Linked DNA regions of Homo sapiens: all the other regions are linked to region 1. A link is a loop called in an ENCODE intact Hi-C map of the cell type or tissue named here. Cell type or tissue: MCF 10A. All regions are shown on one strand. Region 1 has its middle 40 kb from the start of LINC00703. Region 2 overlaps LINC02669 (long intergenic non-protein coding RNA 2669). Region 3 has its middle 110 kb from the start of LINC00705. Region 4 has its middle 25 kb from the start of PITRM1. Region 5 has its middle 19 kb from the start of LINC02639.

Region 1 (4,000 bases):
TGACCATGTGAGACTCAACTCTGGCTCTAGCCTCCAGCTGCTTCTTAGCCAAATATTTTTGAGTCTGGAAAGATGACTGGAAATTACATCAAAACAACATTTTGCATGGATTATCTGATACGTCCTTATTTTTGGCCAGACCAAAAATACTGTCAAAAGAGACTGCTATTTCTTCTTTTCACCCTGACAGAAACATGAAAACTATGATCAAAGTTTTCACTGAAGGGTCCCATGTAATGTTCTGTGCTTTGTTTTTCAGCAAAAGACTGCTTTATAGTAGTTTGAATTTAGGTTAACATTTGAGATCTGGTTTTCTTTCTTGGCTGAGGTAGTTCAGCTCTCCTTTGTTTGTTTAAAAGGAAACATCAACTTTCCAATTTACTCTCTAAAATTGGTTTTTGTAGTTCCCTGCTGGACTGGAAAGGCACCATCTGTTTTAATAATACTGAAGTGAAAGGGGGAAAGTTTGTGAAATGGAAGTCAACTGGGAGTGCTCTTAGTCATCACAGCTCCACTTGGAGAAGAATCCACTGTTAAGTTCATGAATTTACGTTAAACCCTGGTCAACCCAGGTAGTGTAACAATCAACACAGACTTCCATGTTCTGGCAAGGGACAGTCAGTGAGAAAATTTTACATACTGGCAAACCAGCAGCAAAAATAATCAAAATATCAGGCAGGGAAGAAAAAAAAAAACGTAAACATGTACGAAGAAAACTTCAGCTGTGAAAGAAATACGATATTTAAGTTGACTAAAATCTTTCCTTTTTCCTTTAATTCATAAACTTCACCATTTTTGCCCCTCCCTCCCTCACTGCCTTCCTTCCTTCCTTCCTTTCTTTCTTCCTTCCTCCCTTCCTTCTTCCTTTCTTTCTTTTTTTGGACATTTACATATTATTAGATTTGTTCAGGTTTTGATCATTACTGGAAGATGAGAAATTCTTGCCTCCAAGCCCAAATAATGCTAACCCTTATTCTCTGGACATTTGACAGCAGAATTTCCTTATCCTGACACTGAAACAAAGATTCTATTTCTCAGCATTGAAAGGTCTGCCTACAACTCATCTGTTCATTGGTTGATGGATGGACTGATTTGTTCTTACCTGGAACTGATTATTTAGTAACTAAACTACACACATACAAACACACACACACAACAAATGCACATACATACAAACAAAAATTAAAAAACCACACACACTTAAACACATACAACACACATGCATACATAACACACACAAATATACACACACGTATCTGGGAGGTCCCAACCTTCCAGGGGGAAACTGTCTCATGCTGCTTAAAGCTTCCACAGGCCGCACCTGCTGTTCCAATTTGCCCCTCTCTCCAGTGGTTTGAAAGGTAAGCTGCAAATAAATGAGCACTATGTATAGCTGACCTTGCTTAGAGTGGCATTTTAATGCATTTGACTACACCTGCCTCTAATTTCAGTGTTGATATTTTAATGCAATCCAACAAATTTCTAGGAGTGAATTTGCAAAATTTAAGCAAGTATTGCAAGATGAGCTGGGAACAAGCAGGTGCTCTTCTGTAAAAATATACATGGGGCCGCTGCCGGCACTGATTTCCTTAGCATGTTATCAAATGCCCTGCTGTAGCAACAGTCTTTTTCTGTTTTCTTCTGATGCTTAACTGGAGGATGATTCAATCGTAGACCAAGAAACCGTGGTTGAATTACAACATTCAAAACAGCCCGTGTGTAATGGCTCAGAGCTCCTCTGGATGGATCTTGCATCTCTAAGCTAAATGCAAGTTCACAGATTCCTAAAAATACCCCCTGATGTGAGTCATCCTGTTCCAAAGAGCTCTGAAGAATGTTTTCCACAGAAGTGGCGAGGCACAGCCCCAGGGTGTGGAGCTCTCGTCTGAGTTATGTAGGCAACTTGCGTCAGCCACATACTATGTTATAGTCTCCATATTCCCTGGCGCTGAGCGTGGATAGCTGGAATGATCTGTTGAAATACAAACCTCTGCAGCAGCTTCAACTCTGCCTCCCATGCAACTTCCCCAAACAAAATGGATCTGTGTCAAAGGAGAGGTGCGCAGGTCACTCAAGGTGTGCTTTCTATCAAAGGGTTTTTTTCAAGAAAGAAACCCAAAGCCAGAAATAAACATGGTAGCCTTGGGCTTTAAGGAAAAAACAAAACAGACAAACAAACAGACAAAAAAAAAACCTGTCTTTCTTAAAGCTTCCCCATTTTCAGACTCTCACACTGAAAGTTGAGAGATAGTTTTGCCTCCTCCGTGAGGTGGGTGGAGGGTGCTGTGAGAGAGGGAATCTCAAGCTGGCCCAGATCAGCTGTGGAATAGATGCACTGAGAAGATGCTGAGGTTTCCACATAGATGCCCCCTTCTGTCACAAGTGCAGACTCTGAAGACGCAGTTGGCCTGGGCCCCATTGCTCTGCTGTCTCCAGGAGTCATTAGTGGCACTTTATCAGAGGATCCTGGATGAAAGGAGAAATCAAATCATTTTCTAAGAGTGGGACTTCAGGCATGTGAGCCTGTGTTTTAAGAGAGAATAACTCTTTTAATGCTCCGGAAACTGCACAGCTGGAAGACTGCGGCTCAATGTACACATGTGGATAGCACAGTTGCCTTGGGTCTTTCTTCAAAATAATAGGATATAAATTATACACGAGGAAAACAAGAGAGGGTTGGTGCTGATTATCAGCTTGGACAATCAATCATACACTTTAAATTTGAAAATAAAATATTTAGGGGCACATGGCTTCATTGACTCTAATAAAAGTGTTTTATCCTCTGATTCTCACAGAAAATCTCTAGAATCTTGCTCTTTTAAGAATTCATTATTCCCTTGTTTCCAAATAGGAGCTTACCAACTATACAATAATTTTTTAAAAACAATTTAAAAGTCATATGTAATTTAGAAATTTGTCAGATTACTACCTCGTAGTCTAAGCAGCAGTTACAAGGTTATCTAGAGACTGTTTCAGAATCTTTAGTTTTTGAGCCCTATTAAAAGAAACATATTCCTTACTTTATAAAGACATAAATGGTCAAGCAATTTTAAAAAGCAACCAACTAATACTTTATTAAAATTCATACAAAAATTTACCATCTTAACCATTTAATTTGAACAACTCAGAGCCATGTAGTACAAGCACAGTGCCGCACCAATGTCATCACTCTCTGGTTCCTGAATGTTTTCATCCCTCCGGAAGGAAACCCCACACACATTAAGCTGTCACTCCCCATTCTCTCCTCTCTGCAGACTCTAGCAACTCTCAATTTGCTTTCTGTCTGTGTGGATTTGCCTATTCCCGCGATTTTATCTAAATGGAGTCAGATGGTGTGTGGCTTTGTTTACTTAGCATGACGTTTTCCAAGTTCATCCATGTGGGAGCGCATGTTAGTGTTTTTCTCCTTTTTATGCCTAAATCATATTCCATTGTATGGGTGGACCATGTTGGGTTTATCCATTCAATCGTGGATGGGTATTTGGTTTATTTCTACCTTTTGGCTATTATGAATAATGTCGCTATGATTATTCATACACAAGCTTTTGTTTGAACACCTGTTTTCAGTTTTGGGGGGTATATACCTTGGGGTGGAATTGCTTCGTCATAGGGTAATTCTACCTTTAGCTTTCTGAGAAACCAACAACCGTTTTTTCACAGTGGATACAGTGGTTTCACCATAGTCCTTTCCCACCAGCAATGTGTGAGGGTTCCAGTTTTTCCTCATTTCCAGCAATACTTGTTATGTTCATTAAAAAAAAAATAGTTACTATAGCCACCCTAGTGGGTACGGGGTGGAATCGCATTGCGGTAACTCATTATTAAAATGCAATCTGAAGCAGCACCGGAATTACTGTGCACAGAGTGAGGTAAACTAGCAGGCTCATTCTATTTTCTATTTTTCTTTTTGTCCCATAAGAATATTTAGGCCTATTCTAACAAAATGGCCCAACTCTCCACTTTTTGCAGAGGCAGATGACATTTAATCTATAGCCATGTG
Region 2 (4,000 bases), 880 kb after region 1:
TGTTTCAGCAAGACTGAAATATTAGACTTAGCTGCGGTTTAGTCCTGTCCTAGACTCTGCAGAACTTTTTTTGGCTCTTTGCAAGGGCGTAATGAGTCATGCATTTCACAAGCATTTTCTAAAACGGGGAAACGCCTCCCTATTTGAAATAAGATTCTCCTATGAAAAGAAACTGTGTCAAAAACACCAAAGGACTAATCCACGCACTGTGTAACTTTCATTCCCCCTGCTTGAGTCTCTGCTGAAGACCGGTTTTAACTGTTAGAGGCCTGAAACCCAATCCTGTTATAAATCAAGAAGCCAAATTCCCTTTGGGCTTACATCAGAGCAAACAAATCAGTGCCTCCTCTAATACTAAAGATTAGGTCACAGGCCAGAGGAAACCTAACCTGCTTTGTGGGTTTAGAGCTGCAAGAGCTGTACAAAAAGAAAGAAAGAAAGAAAGAAAGAGGAGAGAGAGAGAGAGAGAGGGAGAAAGAAAGAAAGAAAGAAAGAGAGAGAGAGAGAGAAAGAAAGAAAGAAAGAAAGAAAGAAAGAAAGAAAGAAAGAAAGAAAGAAAGAAAGAAAAAAAGCTCTTGGCCTAACCCTTAACCAAATGTGAAGTGCGTGTCATAGGTGGATGGAATGTCATTCTGCTCCTTGAAATCATCATTTTTAGCAACAGATTCATATCACAGTCACTTTTCCATGATGGCATCTCCACATTATTTTGACCCTTAATAACCATCCCAGGCACCAAAAGCAATCATCAGGTTCTATCACAAGCACTTTTCTGATACCTTAAAAATTTTCAGAGTCTGGGGCTGGTAATTTCTCTTTATGTCCCTGTAAACCCCAAATCAATCTCGACTTCCCTGCCCTTTCATCCAACTGATGCTGAGAACTTTCTCCCCAAAGAAAGAAAAGCCAGGCATTCAGAGTCAGATGTGGTGTGGACTGTTTCTGGTTAGATGACTCAGCCCATTTTTGTGGATTTCCCAAGATGCTTTCTGAAATTCTGTTGAAAAATATCTTGTGTGATCTGGTAACAAATTAAACAAAAGACAAACCACCAAATGCTTGCCTGTTTGAAAAGGCCAACCACAAAATACTCCGATTCACGGTGACCTATCGTGGGGGAGAAGCAGCTCTGGATCATCAGATAAATTCTAACTTCCACAAACCCCGGCTCCCTGGACTCCTTTCTGAGGCTTCATGAAAGATAGAGGGGGGTTTCACATAACTGCATTTCAAATAACTCTAAGGCTCATGACACCAAGATACTTTTTAAGGTTTTAGAAAACTTGCCCTCCTCTGCTGACCATGCCAAGATGCACTGGTGGCTTTGGTTTGCCTTATTTTGCCATCTTCAGTTTTAAAAGTATTGAGAGACAGAGGATGCTTGTTTGTTTTCATTTTGTTTTAATTCCAGAAGCTAAGTAATCACTTAATATATATTTTCTTTGACAATTAACAAAAGTGATTCATACTTTTTGTGGAAGTCTATTTTCTTTCCAGCAGCACACGCCCACATTTCTTTGGTGACTTACAGAGCAGAACAATAAGCACCGAATCTGTTTTTCACCAACCAGGATTCCTCGCCAGGCTTTTCCCAGCATACTCACGCAGATGGAATTTCTGGCTCACGCTTCGTCCTTTTGCTGTTGTTGTTGTGTTTGTTGAGGTTGTTGTTAGGTGTTTTCCTCTGAACTGAAAAAGGGATATATCTATGCTCTCCCTGATCTCTCGGGAAGCTGACAAAACAAAGAAGCGTACGTGCCCAGCACACACAGCCCCGCCCAACCCTGTGGTGTAGTTTGTCCTGCCCAAACACATGAACCACAAAGTGCGCTCATTCACAAACACACAACTTCCTTTCCTGAACAACAGCGCCTCCCGCTCCCGCTGGAAAGGGTGTCCCCAGCTGTCTGGGAGATGTCCTGCCCCGCCGCACGGGGGTGGAATTTGCAGTTTTGCAGAGGAGTCACCAAGACGAGGCAATTTGCTTGCTCTTGGTAAAGTTGTTTTGTTGTTGTTGCCGTTGATTCTATTTCTCTTTCTGGAACTGAAATGTTGGCCTTTGGAGAATTCCTGCGCTATAAGGAGTACACAGACTTGGGAAAACTTAGCACACCAAGAGAAGGAGTGGCACTATGTGTTTTGCCAAAACCCATCTGAAATTTCCTGTTTTCCACGTTTGGGATGTAACGTTAACTTTTAGGGTCAGAGTTGCTCTCTCCCGGGGAAGTTGCAACTTTTTATTCCTGACTTCTTCAAGGGCTTGTGAAAGATCTCCAATGTGCTTCTACAAAAGATACAAATGCCTTTTTAAGAAAACCCTCTGTGAGCTGCACTCATTGGATCTGAAACCAGATGCATTCAATTTGCCTTTAAGTCTTCACCAGCTCATCCTCAAGGTAAACAAAGAAAACTCAAGCAAGTGTACAAAGAATTTTATTTTGCCCTTGAAGATAGTAAAACAACTTCAGACATTGAATAGTCTGTGAACAATCAAAAAAGTTACACTAACATCTAATATTTAAAATGGCTTCAGTCAGTAAGAACCTAAATGTCATAATTTTCATTCTATATAGACTTTATTAATGACTGTTAGAGTATACAATGTGTGTGTATATTTATATACATACACTGAATGTTAGAATATATAATGTGTGTGTGTGTATATATATATATATACACTGAATGTTAGAATATATAATATACACACACATTATATATTCTAACATTCATTAATAAAGTCTATATCTATTAATGGCATTATATATATTAAAGACCTAATATATAATGATACTTTTATTGCCAAAAGGGAAAACTGCAAAAAAATAGATATTTTTACATTTTTAAGAACAAAGTCGAGGTCAGGCACGGTGGCTCACGCCTGTAGCTGGTGGCTCACGGCCTCCAGCACTTTGGGAGGCCGAGGCAGGCAGATCATGACGTCAGGAGATCGAGACCATCCTGGCTAACACGGTGAAACCCCGTCTTTACTAAAAATACAAAAAATTAGCTAAGCATGGTGGTGGGCGCCTGTAGTCCCAGCTACTCGGAAGGCTGAGGCAGGAGAATGGCATAAACACGGGAGGTGGAGCTTGCAGTGAGCTGAGATCAGGCCACTGCATTCCAGCCTGGGCAACGGAGCGAGACTCCGTCTCACAAAAAAAAAAAAAAAAAAAAAAAAAAAAAAAAAAGAACAAACTCTAATGGTTCCGAAAAGATGAAAAACTCTATATTGTTAGTTGTTTCTGAATAGAGAAGTACAAATACAAGCAATGAGATAAGATTAGATTCTGTAGAAACTTCCTGAGAAGCCAGTCTCCAATCTATAATCTCCTTATTCTTTCCTTCAAATCTTAAACCAACTGAATACAGATTTTAGCTGAAATATAGCCATATACATAACACCATTTACTCTAAAAATTTCCTCCATGAAACTTAAAGTTGAAAATAGAAACACTGCCCACGTTCCCTGAAAAATCACCCTATAATTATTCCGGAAAATGCTCAGATGGGTCCTACGTGGTGTAAAGCAGAGGAAAGCTCTGACCACTTGGTGACCTGGCTGCCTCCGGCATGTGCCACGTGCATGAAAACAGGAGGGAGGCACGCACTCTGTGATGGTGCCATGGCTGGGGCCTGAGCCGCCCCGTTCCTATCCTGTCACCCCCATCTCCCGCGCAGGCTTCTAGCTGTGAGCAGTGGTTCTAGGCACCCCTGTTTATATTCACTCATGTTCCTGCAGGTGAGCTTTCATTCCTGAAGTTTGTGTAATGCTGAAGTTACAGTTTTACAAGCAACGTTGAAAACGGCTTCCTGCTGTAACTTTCAGGAAGAGGAAGAGCTGTGTTAAGCCAAACTCTGGAGGCCAGTGACTGCATGTTTGCTTCCACAGGAGGCTGGTCCGAACTGCAGCTTGTCCTCACAGCCAGGAGAATGTTTGTCCAGAGATCACTTTAAAAAATGCTCATCAGGTTGACAGTTATAAGACCATAATATGAGGACT
Region 3 (4,000 bases), 200 kb before region 1:
ATATATACATTACTCAAAGCTTAGTGTGTATGTTTTTATTTAAATTCTCTGAAATATTTTATGTAAAATTTATTATAATCCAAAAAAATGTAGTTAACTCATGGTAGAAAAGTTTGTAAGTAACTATAAATAAACCGAGATTTTATTTTCCCCCAAAGAGCATGCTTTGGAAGCCATGGGTTAATGCATGGCTTTAAACATTAAATTGAGAAGAATAAAATGAGGAAATATGTAAGACTATAATTGCAAGGCTTATGAGGAAGTTGCTTGTAGTTTACATTGTAATCTCATAACATATCTGTAACATAAAATATCTCTGAAGGATTCAAATAACACTTTGTAGGAAAATGTGAGGGAGACCTGCAGGACAAGTGGATGAAAGTCAGAGAAATACTCTTCCCCCCAGAGTGGTGTGCAAAGCAGAGGATACATGACATATTTGTTAAACAGTTGGTAGTTAGTATACAGCTGCTTCAAGGACTATAAGGAATATGGAAAGTATAAACGACGTTATCAATGCCCTCACTAAGTTTGTACTCTAATATGACAGGTAAGATTTATTGTATACAAATTAGTGATGACGATTAATAAGATGACTAAATAAGTCAATGCTAAGCATCAAGTGTTGAAATCAGTTGTAGTTGGGGATTTTCAAGGCTAAGTGACTTTGGGCATTATGGTAATATTAGGGCATTAGAGTACAGAGGTGGGGAGGGAACATGAGAAAACCCCTGTGAACAAGTATTTAACGTCAATAAGGTAAAAAATGCTTCCCAAATGCACCTCTGTGTATGTAAAGAGATGTCCCACAGATGGCAGTTCTTAATAAGGAAAGCTTGGAGACAAACTTGACTTTCAATAACAGAGAAATAATAAATAAAAGGAGATGTTAATCCATATCAAGTAATTAGCTAGAAGTTGAAAATTATACTTTCCATGTTAATACTATTCAATTCTTTGGGGCAAATTGTATTACCTATGCTAAGTGACAATAAAAACCAGGGTTAAAAACTTTGTGTGGAGCATAATGTTTTTTCGTTTTAGACATGTGAAATTATTTCTGGGTCAAGATGTCAGGTGAACTCTACCTGCAACTGCTCTTCTCCACAGCAAATATCCACACCTGCATGCTCACACCTGCATACACACACCTGCATGCTCACACCTGCATGCTCACACCTATATACATAGGCACACACACAGCACACGTGCATGCCTGTTGTTGTGATGGCTGCAGATCTCAAAATGGAAGACTTACATGGAGCAGAATCCAGGAGAGGAACATCAACATTGAATAGGGCTGAACTAACAGGGCCATGGGCAGCTTCTGAGAGTGATAAAGGCATCAAAGTTAGAGCTGTGTTTCACTTATCTGTTACCAAATTAAAAGCCACTCCAAACTTCGTGGCTTAAAGCAACACCCTAGTGTCTGACAGCTGGAAGTAGGCTCAGGTAGAGATCTCTCTGGTCTCACCGTTGCCTCTCAGCTGGCTACAGATGCCCAGCTGGGCCTGAATGACCCGGGGTCCACATTTTTGTGTCTAATAAAGGTGCTGTTGGTCTGCTGGGCTACATGTCTCCAGCAGGCTGGGGCTGGCTTCATGTCATGATGGTCAGGCTCAAGAGCAGCAAGAGGGAAAACATGCCCCAATCCACAAGCACATTTCAAATGCCTGCTTGTGTCACATTTGCTAATATCCTGTTGCCAAAGCAAATGCCAGGGCTGTGTCAGTTTTGGAAGGGAATGCAGAAGGGCAAGGATACAGAGAGGTGTGACTCACTGGGAACTATGAATGTACCAGGAAATTCCAGATCCCAGGGAACATCTGATATTGCTGTAACTGCCCAGAGTAAGAGCTAGGAGGAGCCTCTGTGGTACAATTTGACTAGAGACCAGCACTGCAGAGGGCAAAGTTTGGCCCTTCTAAAATCACCCTAAATAAAATTGAGCACATTGGGAGGGGAACACTTTGCTGTTATATGTGTCATAAAATAAAAATTATAAAATATCTTAGCGAGTTTAATATAATAAAGTACACAGTCCAAAACAGTACAGAATATATATCTGAATGGAAACAATGGAAAAATGTGAAAATGATTTTAAGTCAAGAATAGTCATAGTATCCGAAGATGTAAAGGAAAGAATAGTAACCATGAATACAACAACAGCTATATACAAAAATACCAGCTGGGAGCTGGCACGGTGGCTCACACCTATAATCCCAGCACTTTTGGAGGCTGAGGCGGGTGGATCACAAAGTCAAGAGATAGAGACCATCCTGGCCAACATGGTGAAACCCCGTATTTACTAAAAATACAAAAATTAGCTGGGCATGGTGGCACACACCTGTAGTCACAGCTACTCAGGAGGCTGAGGTAGGAGAATTGTTTGAACTTGGGAGGCAGAGGTTGCAGTGAGCTGAGACTGTGCCACTGTGTTCCAGCCTGGTGACAGAGCGAGACTCCATCAAAAAAAAAAAAAAAAAAACAGCTTGAAATCTTAAAGTAACACCACAAAAATACAAACTTCAATGAGTGCCATAAAGAGTCATTTTGGCACAACAAACAGAAATAATGAACAAGAAATTAGAGAAACATGGGAAAAAAATCAAAAAGACCCAATATATATCTTTTAGGAGATCCAGAAGGAGAAAATAGATACAATGGGCAAGCAGTCATATTGAAAGAAAAAACATGCTTGAAAATATTCCAGAATTTAAGAAATAAATGATTTTTTTGGCTGAATAGCCAACTGAGGGCCAAGAAGCTTTGAAAAATTGTGTGCTTGTGTGTGTGTTTGTGTATGTGTCTATATAACTAAAACTAGAAATGAACATAGCAAAACACAAGTGGCAAATCACTAATTACATGACCTAATATTTTTTCTTTATGTATGCCACATTTTCTAACACTTTACTATGAGTATATGGTGCTTTCTTATTCATAAATACCTAATTTAAATATAAAAATACTAATGCCAATGACATTTGACAGGAGGATGAGGAATAAATGAAATTTGAATGGGGAAGAAATCTATGTTAGGACCTATGGTAGTCTCGGAAGGTGTTGTACAATTTGGAAAGATGAACCCAACCGCACTAAATGAAATAAGACTTTTTTTTTGGTAGCTGGGCATCTTCTAAAATTATAGAATCCTATCAGTTTCTGATAATATAAAATCAAATCATACATTTCTCAATGTAAACCACCACTTGAAACTCACAGAGGCCCCAAGCCTATTGATAAAACAAATATAACTGGATTTTCCACTTTTTAAATCTTATAATACCTGAAACGGCATAAAGGTACTTCCTTTTATCAAAAGAATTTTATTAGCAGCTAACGATGAACATGCTCCTATCTCTTCCAAGGAATGAGGTAGGACATTGCTTTTCTGTTATTGATTGCCAGCTTCGGGACCTACTTAAGATGAGTATTTAATGTTTTTCCACTCTCATTTTTCCTTGGTGATAATTTCGGTTATTGTGCAGCTAATATTCATTCCTGGCACCTTCCACTCTGGGCAGAGTATACCTCTCCAAACCACTGTTGTGTGTAACCATGTAACTTACCTTGGCCAATGCAGCGTTAGGAGATGTGGTATAAGCAGAGGATGTACATGCGTTTGCATGGTATGGCTTGGCTCTTGTGCTCTGATGGTGTGCCATGGGAAGAAAATGCCTAATTGGATACTACACCACCTTCGGTCCTACACCACCTTCGGTCCTAATGCACCACAAGCATACGTGGAGCAGATCTGAATCAGGTCCATAGCTTGCAGCCAGTCCTTGAACCAGCAGCTCAGACAAGAGTTGTCCAGTCAGGCATGAGCTGGATCAAATAGTGCTCTACTTGAAGACCCACAATATAAAAACATATGCTTATTGTTATAAGCCAATTTTGTGGGGATTTTTTTGTACATTATTATGACTGTAGCTGACTAATAAATCCTTTCTCTTTTCTTTTCTTTGTCTGTCTCCTATATGGCCTTTATTATTAG
Region 4 (4,000 bases), 1.1 Mb after region 1:
CAACCCCAAACAGACCACCCGGCACACAGTAAGTGCTCAGTTTTTACTTGTTTTATAAGACTTGCAAGCATCAGTTATGATCAGATGGGACAGGGCTCCAATCGTTTGCCTCATTCGCAGGATGGTGGCCTTGAGCCTAGGGAATAAGCCTGCAGCCATGAGTCCTGACACCTAGGGACCTGCTTGCCGCCAGGTCTGGAGAGTTTCCAGCGGGCTCTTAGAAGGCTGTAAGGCAGCCAGGAGCAGCCAGCAGCACCTGAGCCAGGGCGAGCAGCTTTGACTCAGTGGGTTTCCTGACGCATGGTTGAGACCACACACATACTCCTCCATCCTCAGCCTTCCAGAAACGAGCCCCGCAGATGCCTCTGTGTGCTGCGATTTGCTTCCTCATTTACTTCTCTGTGTCTGAAGTTCCTCTTCTGCCTTACCTGCTGGTCCCTGCAAGCTGCCCTCCTCACCTCCCTGTTCGCCTGCTGACACCACAACCTGAATTCTCACTCTGGTCCCGGCCCAGACACACAAATGGGCCTCACCTGCCCTGACAGTGGAGGAGACCCTAAGCAGCTAGGGACCCTAACCAGCCAGGGACCCTAACCAGACTGGGGACCCTGGGGCTGCGCTGGGCAGGTGAGGCCCGTGTGTGTTTGTGCTTCAGTTTGCCCCATGACATCCGTGCACGTGACCGTCTGTTCTGTGTTTGTTCTGCCTGAATGTGTGAGAAAGCTGCCCCGATTTCTACTAAAACTAAACCCAGGCTGGGAGAGACCTCCAGGTCAGCAGGAGCTAAGGGGGTGCAGAAAAGCTGAGGCCAGTGGCTGGATCCCTTCCCCACATCTGTCTCCATCTGTGTGATCTCTCTGCTGCTTCTTCAAGGCTGAGCCACGCTTCCCCAGCCTGGTGTCTCTGTGCACGAGGGCTGTCGCCACAAAGCACCACAGACTGGGGGTTTAACTCCCAGCAAGGTATTTCTCACAGTCCTAGAGGCTGCAAGTCTGAGATGATGGTGTGGGCAGGGCCAGTTCATCCTGAGTCCTCTCCATGGCTTGCAGACGGCGTCTTCTCCCTGTGTCCTCACAGGGTCGTCCCTCTGTGTGCACCTGCATCCGAATCTCCTCCTCTTATCAGGACATCAACCCTGTGGTTTAGAGACTACCCTGATGGCCTCATTTTACATTAATTACCTCTTTAAAGACCCTATCTCCAAATACAGTCATAATCTGAGGTCCCAGGGGTTGGGGCTTCCATGTAGGATTTCCTGGGAGACACAATTCGGCCATCACATGACCACCAGTGTCCCCTTGGGCATGCATTGAATGCTTGTGTTCACCCCAAAAATTCATGTCAAAGCCCAAGCCCCTCATATGGCAGTATTTAGAGGCAGGAACTTGGGGAGACAATGAGGGTTGGATGAAGCTATGACTTGGGGCCCCACGATGGGACCAGCGCTGTAAAAAGAAGAGGAAGGGGGCAGAGCTCTCTCTCTCTCCCTCTCCTCTCTCTGTCTCTCCTCTCTCTCTCTCCCCCACCCCCATGTGAGGATACAGTGAGAAGGTGCCCTCTCTCAACCAGGAAAAGGCCCTCATCAGCAAGTGAATCTGCCGGTGCCTTGACCTTAGACTTCAGTCTCCAGAACTGTGAGGAATCCCTGTTTGCTGCTGAAGTCACTCAGTCTTCGGTATTTTGTCACGGCCCGAGCTGGCTAAGACAACCAAGCACTTCTTAAGTAACGAATGGGCCCTTCTCAGAGCCCAAATTAGCCCTAAACACGATTCACCTGAAACACTGGGCATTCCAATCCTAAATCATGAGAATCAGCTGAGCTTCAGACTGGTTTAAATGCCAAAGAATAAACAAGAGAATGCAATATTCAAAAAGACATTAAAGTTTGAATTATCTCAATCACCTGCATATATCCAATTGGCTAGATTTTCACATTTTCAAATAAATATTGACTGCATTTGCACTCAGTGGAACTATATTCCTAAGTAATATTCTGGGAGTTGTATACAAGACAATTTTATGAAGCCTCTTTAACATCACCTCGTTTTAGAGTCTGTGTCACATAATTGACACCCGCCGTGCTGGGGGCAGTGTGGTTTGCCACAGTCGCAATCACTGGCGAATGAGCTAATCCCGAAAGTTGTTTTATGAGCTTCTTTTCACCAGTGACACCGAAGCACTGATCCCTGTCCCTGATAAGCCTCGTGTAATGACTCAACCCTAAGAAATCCACAAACAGACAGCTATCCCTTAAATGAATGCATTTTTGAGAGATCCCAGTGAAAATTCTGAGCTGCCGTTGCTGGAAGACCTGATGGGGACGTCTCCTTTCGCTGCTCCATGTGGTAACGCAATGGTCAGCGGTCACTCCCTCCTGATGGAAGGAACCAGCAGCACCTGCCTGCTACCAGCTGTAGAACGAGGGAGACTGAGTGGGAGACGTTCCCAGAGTCTCGGCAGCGCCCGGCCCGGTTCAGCCAGGCCTCTGCTGCCCTCCGGTGGCCTTCGGCTGGAAGCAGCGGACAGAGAGTCCCGCTGCAGGAGGCTGGGACGCAGAGCATTCCTGGAATTAATTCCTGGACTGCTGGGAAAGCGGCCGGGGTGTCTGGGGTGTGCAGGACTAAAGCAAACCACTCAGCCCTCGGCCTGTAACTCCTTGCTTCCCCCAGTGCATTTTTCTCCTTGGTAAAATCCAGATGAAATGAACCAAAAGAAAAAGCAGCCTCCAAGATGAGAGGTCCCGGAAGGAAGCCTTGGAAGGAAGCGAGGGGACGCCCCTGGCCTCGGCCTCATTGCCTGTTCCTTCTCCTCGGCAGCTCTGCATGGCCCCCCAGCAGGACAGCTCATCCAAGGACACCCCTGCCTGGGGCCTGAGGACCCACCTGCAGGGCCAGACCCCCCTCCCCACCCCGGGGTGAACACAGCCCCCACAGGCCCCAGTGGGCGGGAATGTTCCCCGTGGTGGCCATTCACATAACAGGACAAAAGAGCCCCCACGTTTGCTGGGATGACTCTTGGGAGACCGCCAGCAAGTTGCAGACCACGGCAGAGGCCGAGCTGAGATGGGAATTCCATGCCCAGGTCTCCCTGGACTGAGGGAACGTGATAGAAAGCTGAAATAGAAACAGAAACAATAGTGACGCCTCTTTAGAAAGGCTACAACTGAAAACTGGTTCCCAGTCTAGCCTGATGGACACACGATCTGAAGAGATCCAAGACCCGTTTCTGAGAGGAGAGAGAAGACCGTGGCCGGCAGACAGGGGTGATGCTCTCAGCTGCCCTTTTCCAGCCAAGGCCAGAAATGTGGTGTTGCTTTGGCTGGCTTTACACCCAGGACCCCAAGCGAGCTTCCTCCCCAAAGTGGGCTGTCCTCTGGACTCTGGGTTGGGGACATCTCTGAGCCAGCTGGGAGGTCAGAGACAGGTTTACAACCAGGAACCCCCTCCCAGGCCCGGCATGAAGCGTGGGCTGCGTACCTTAAAAATGTGGCTTTAGAAAGTGAAATGTTGGCCGGGCGCAGTGGTTCACACCAGTAATCCCAGCACTTTGGGAGACCGAGATGGGCGGATCACCTGAGGTCAGGAGTTCAAGACCACCCTGGCCAACATGGTGAAACCCCATCTCTGCTAAAAATACAAAACTTGGCCGAATGTGGTGGCGGGCGCCTGTAGTCCCAGCTACTTGGGAGGCTGAGGCATGAGAATTGCTTGAACCCTGGGAGGCAGAGGCTGCAGTGAGCTGAGATCGTGCCACTGCACTCCAGCCTGGGTGACAGAGTGAGACTCCATCTCAAAAAAAAAAAAAAGAAAAAGAAAAAGAAAAGAAAAAAGAAAACAAGAAAGTGAAGCAGCGTCAACACCAGCCAGGCTCAGTACCCTGGAATTACATATTCAGTTTGTGGCCTGATGTGGGGTAAGTTGGTTTCAAAGAAACAATAAACCTGTAATTTTAACAAATTGATGTTTGGCAAACTAGACATTCTAGAAGGCAGTCGTTCAGA
Region 5 (4,000 bases), 490 kb after region 1:
CTTTATACATCTCTTGGTTTTCAAATGAACGCTTATATAAAAGCCTGCTGTATAAAGCAGATCTAAGTAGACCTGCCCAGTTTATGCACAGATCAGTGAGGGACAGAGCGGGGAACCGGGTGGCTGGGAGGAAAACATGGGCACGTGCACCTTCAGTCCTAGCTGCTGTCCGGGCTGGTGAAGGATAAGGCGAGGCTGAGACTCTCAGACTCCGAATACAAACAGTATCATCCGGTTTCTGATTTGTTAGGGTGAAAAGGGAGAAATACAATGTGACCAGTCTATTCTGGGCCCACAATGTATTAGCAATTACCTCCCAACCACCACCCTGCAACATAGTATTCAGATTAAATTTCCCTGGGAGAACAGACTGCAAGGCATGGAAAGCACCTTTTACAAAATTAGGGACCTGTGGATTTCCAGAAGCTAAAAATGATAACGGGCTTTTATTAGGAACCCAACAGGGGGCCATAACCACTCCTAAAAAACCTTATTAGATGCAGCCCACACAGGCATTCTGCAAGGAGATCTCCGTCCCCAGGGCATATTCCTTTCCCAGGAGTGGAGTGGACGGTGCTAGGACCCAACAGCACACATGTGCAAAGTGTTTGGCCAGTGTTCTGGAACGCAGCCTGTGGCTCTTCAATAAAACTTTCCTCAGAGCAAACAAGCAGGCTCTAGAGGTAATCACACATAGTCTCTTATTCCCATTAGCAACCCCAAACAAGCAAGTGGCCTTACCCAAATAGTAGAGAAGCCTAGGTTATTTTTAAATCTGCTCAGTTGAGTGTGTTTCAGAATTTGTGATTTCCTAACAACAAAAAGCTTGGTACCACTGTTGAAATGACAGGAGAATTCCGAAGCAGGCGGAGCAAGGAGAGAGAGAGGCAACCTAGGGCAAGGCTCGCATTACAGATGAAGGCAAAGAAGGAAGCCCTATGTAGAGGAGACTCTTTCTGTCTTTGGAAAGTCTGATGAAAATCGGGTCTAGAAAACCAGCTATGACTTTGGAGATGAACAGAGGAATGCATTAGGCGGCTTTTCTCTCAACGTATTTGGCTTCCTGTATATTTAAAAATAAATGTCTTCCAAACTAGCTTCGAGGACTGCATCCACGAAAGCAGCCTGGCTGCAAAGCCCAGGAGGTCGCAGCAAGTCAGGGAGGTGGAGGCCTCTTGGTTTTCCATCATATTTCTCTGGAGGCTTCAGGTGCTCCAGGAGGGCACCGCCTGCTGAGTCGGTTCAAGTCAACACGACACAGCTGGAAACCCCACAGCCTGGGCAGTTGAGCCGCCGCTGTGTGGTGGGAACACTGCACCCCCTCTGAGCTCCCGCCACCCAGCCTTCCCAAGCCACGCTGCCACCCTCCTGCAGACCTGGGTGAAGAGGGGCAAGAGGCTGTCCTACAGAGATGCTGAGGGTGACAGCTGCAGAATCACCAAACCTTGCTTGGCTGAAAACAAACGTGAATTCCACATTTTAATAAAACAGAAATTTTAATCTTCTGGACACCTGATGATACAAGTCAACCTATTTCTTCTGAATCGCATCTGAAACCAGGAGTTATCACATATTTCAAGATAAAACCGGACCGGGCTTTAAATGTATGATATTATTTCATAATAAAATTTACTTTTTAATATACCTAATAACTGAAAACCTAATGCTACAGTCCGCCATGCTTTAAAGAGACTCACGTAATGACCTGAAGGAAAATTTCCCTCTGAGATAGTCATTTCTTGGACAACTCCTTTCATCTGTAAAGGAGGAAATGAGTCAGCTTTACTAAGCGTTATCTCATGATTGGTGTTTTGTTATTCAGTAGGCAGAGAACACATTTTGTTACCTATAAAGCCTGTTATTACCAAGGGTACAGGTCACTACTGAAACCTCCTCTTCAAACAACTACAGGTACTGTTGTCAAAGATCTTAACAGACTCTGATTGGAAAAGCGCCTGGCTGGTCACAGGACTGCATGACTCACCGCTCTGTTCAGCATTAGCTAAACACAAAGCTGAAAGAACAGAATCAGCTTCATGATGTCATTTCTTCTCTATGTGTCTTTAACATCGCTGAGATATGTTAGAGGTTGTTGAGTAATACACGAAGCTTTCAAATAAGAAGAATGTGTCTGAGATACTTAGAGTAAGAACACATTTCAGGGTTATGTTTGAATATAAACATAATACATGCTCCAGGAATTCAGGGTTTGTGTTATTTGTTGATACAAAGTGTTCCGCAAGGTTTTAGAGCATATACACTAATCACCTAGGTTGGTTAAAGTTTAACTCAACTGAAATATTTTGGACTTAAAGAACCACTTAAGATATCAAGTTCTCAGAACTGATTGAAAAGAAAGAGCTCTCATCTACAGTTACCTGAAACATACCAAAAATTTCCCTGCAAAGATCATAAATGTTTCAGAATCAAGGAGAAATATGAATACTGTTTCCATATAGGTGGTGGGATACATTAGTACCTTTCTCTCTTCTTTCTATTCTTTACATATATTTAAGGAGCAGCCATTGCTTTTCTAGTTTAAAAAAAAAGTAGAAAAAAAAGTTTTTCGTTTTTCTCAGTTAGCTCTCTATGGTGAAAAACTCAAAAGCCAAAATGATGGACTCAGTAAGTTGACAGCCACCTTAAATCTGTGTTGACACCTTTCTTTGTAATGTCAGCAAAACTGTGTGACTGAAGATGAGATCACTGTTTACCTAGCTCTGCTATTGGTCTGAAACGAGCAAGTGTGAAAGAAATTCCCATATTTATCTGTTGGTGTAACCCTTGCAGCAATCTCTCCTAAGAAGTTGAATCACTCATTTTGGTAAGACCCAGCCAAAGATGAAGAAAGTATATTTAATCCAGCTGATGAGACGACTTACTTGGGCCAGATTTAGTTGGAAAGTTGCATGCTGGGGCAGGGTAGGGAGTGTTTCATTTGGGAAACGTTTGGTATCATGTGAAAAAGTTATGTTTCTTTCAAATTGAGCAAATCACTATTTAACTTCCTTTTTCCAGCCTTGCCTGTTTGCTTCTGGGAGGCCTTAAGAAAATATAGAAGATGTGTCAGACTCAAAAGAGGAAGTTAAGAGTCTGAAATGAGATGCCACATTCCCCTTCCTTACTCCTAAGTAATATAGCTTGTTTGTTAAGAAACTTGCTTCTATACACATTGTCCAACTTGTTCTGTGAAAGTTGTAGCGTTCAAATAATGGGTAATTTGTCACTAAGTTGTACTTTCATGGAAATATCACTTGAGCAATAACTTTCTAATCTTTTTTTTTTGGAGACAGGATCTCACTCTGTCACCCGGACTGGAGTACAGCGGCACCATCTTGGCTTACTGCAGCCGTGACCTTCTGGGCTCTGGCAATACTCCCACCTCAGCCTCCCTAGGAGCTGGGGCTACAGGCACATGCCACCACGCCCAGCTAATTTTTGTAGAGATGGGGTCTCACCAACTTTCCAGGGCTGATCTGGAACTTCTGAGCTCAAGTGATCCACCCACCCTGGCCTCCCAAAGTGCTGGTATTACAGGCATCAGCCACCACGCCCCGCCAAGCAAGAACTTTTGCCCTCTCAGTCCTCCACGATCAGACGGAGTTCTGAGTCACTTTTATGCCCCCTTCACACAACTTCACGCCGACTGTTTTTCCTCGAGATACAGCCTCTGCTCCGTGCCCTGACTCAATGCCAGCTCCTAACTTGCAGTTGTGTTCCTTGCTGTGACATCCTATATGCTGAATGTCCATGGAGAAGTGTGGCTCACTTTAACCCGACTAATTTCTAAAAAATAAGTCATCACAACCAAAGATGGGCATCATGTTAAAAGACAGCTTTCAACACAATCCATGTAGCCCTGAGGGTAATACAAGGTACACCAGGTACCAGGTATACCAGGTGTTTCCCATGTGTGCTTCCAGACAGATTCCAACAGTCAGTCATGACCAGACAAATATGTTTCCGATAAGGACATAGGCTTGAGATCACTCTGAAAAGC

The links. Hi-C counts contacts between places; a loop is a spot of excess contacts. Peaks named below come from ENCODE experiments on the same cell type or tissue, not always from the same donor. Only the 100,000 strongest peaks of a DNase experiment are listed, where the experiment ranks them.
Region 2: it touches region 1 in a loop (9-fold over the local background); 3 of 110 quality-filtered maps call a loop at or near these places.
Region 3: it touches region 1 in a loop (14-fold over the local background); 3 of 110 quality-filtered maps call a loop at or near these places.
Region 4: a loop joins it to region 1, with 4 times the contacts of the local background. A loop is called at or near these places in 3 of 110 quality-filtered maps.
Region 5: it touches region 1 in a loop (14-fold over the local background); 2 of 110 quality-filtered maps call a loop at or near these places.

What each region holds. Positions count from the first base shown.
Region 1 is chr10:4,342,518-4,346,517 of GRCh38, reverse strand. No RefSeq gene overlaps it. Among named protein-coding and RNA genes, the nearest start is that of LINC00703, 40 kb to the left of the region's middle. RefSeq lists an enhancer at 1,240-2,439. In MCF 10A, no CTCF peak of the experiment used is centred here; a DNase peak (open chromatin) is centred at 1,767.
Region 2 is chr10:3,465,396-3,469,395 of GRCh38, reverse strand. All of the region lies in intron 3 of LINC02669 (long intergenic non-protein coding RNA 2669), which reads left to right. The region is part of intron 1 of LOC105376360 (a long non-coding RNA gene); the gene reads right to left. All of the region lies in intron 1 of LOC124902538 (a long non-coding RNA gene), which reads right to left. Among named protein-coding and RNA genes, the nearest start is that of LINC02669, 35 kb to the left of the region's middle. RefSeq lists an enhancer at 889-2,088. In MCF 10A, a CTCF peak has its summit at 1,943; DNase peaks (open chromatin) are centred at 115, 1,005 and 1,745.
Region 3 is chr10:4,539,224-4,543,223 of GRCh38, reverse strand. No RefSeq gene overlaps it. Among named protein-coding and RNA genes, the nearest start is that of LINC00705, 110 kb to the left of the region's middle. In MCF 10A, no CTCF peak of the experiment used is centred here; a DNase peak (open chromatin) is centred at 1,743.
Region 4 is chr10:3,196,032-3,200,031 of GRCh38, reverse strand. No RefSeq gene overlaps it. Among named protein-coding and RNA genes, the nearest start is that of PITRM1, 25 kb to the right of the region's middle. In MCF 10A, a CTCF peak has its summit at 2,496 (motif pointing left); a DNase peak (open chromatin) is centred at 2,461.
Region 5 is chr10:3,850,474-3,854,473 of GRCh38, reverse strand. No RefSeq gene overlaps it. Among named protein-coding and RNA genes, the nearest start is that of LINC02639, 19 kb to the right of the region's middle. RefSeq lists enhancers at 1,043-2,242, 2,951-3,307. In MCF 10A, no CTCF peak of the experiment used is centred here; DNase peaks (open chromatin) are centred at 1,993 and 2,773.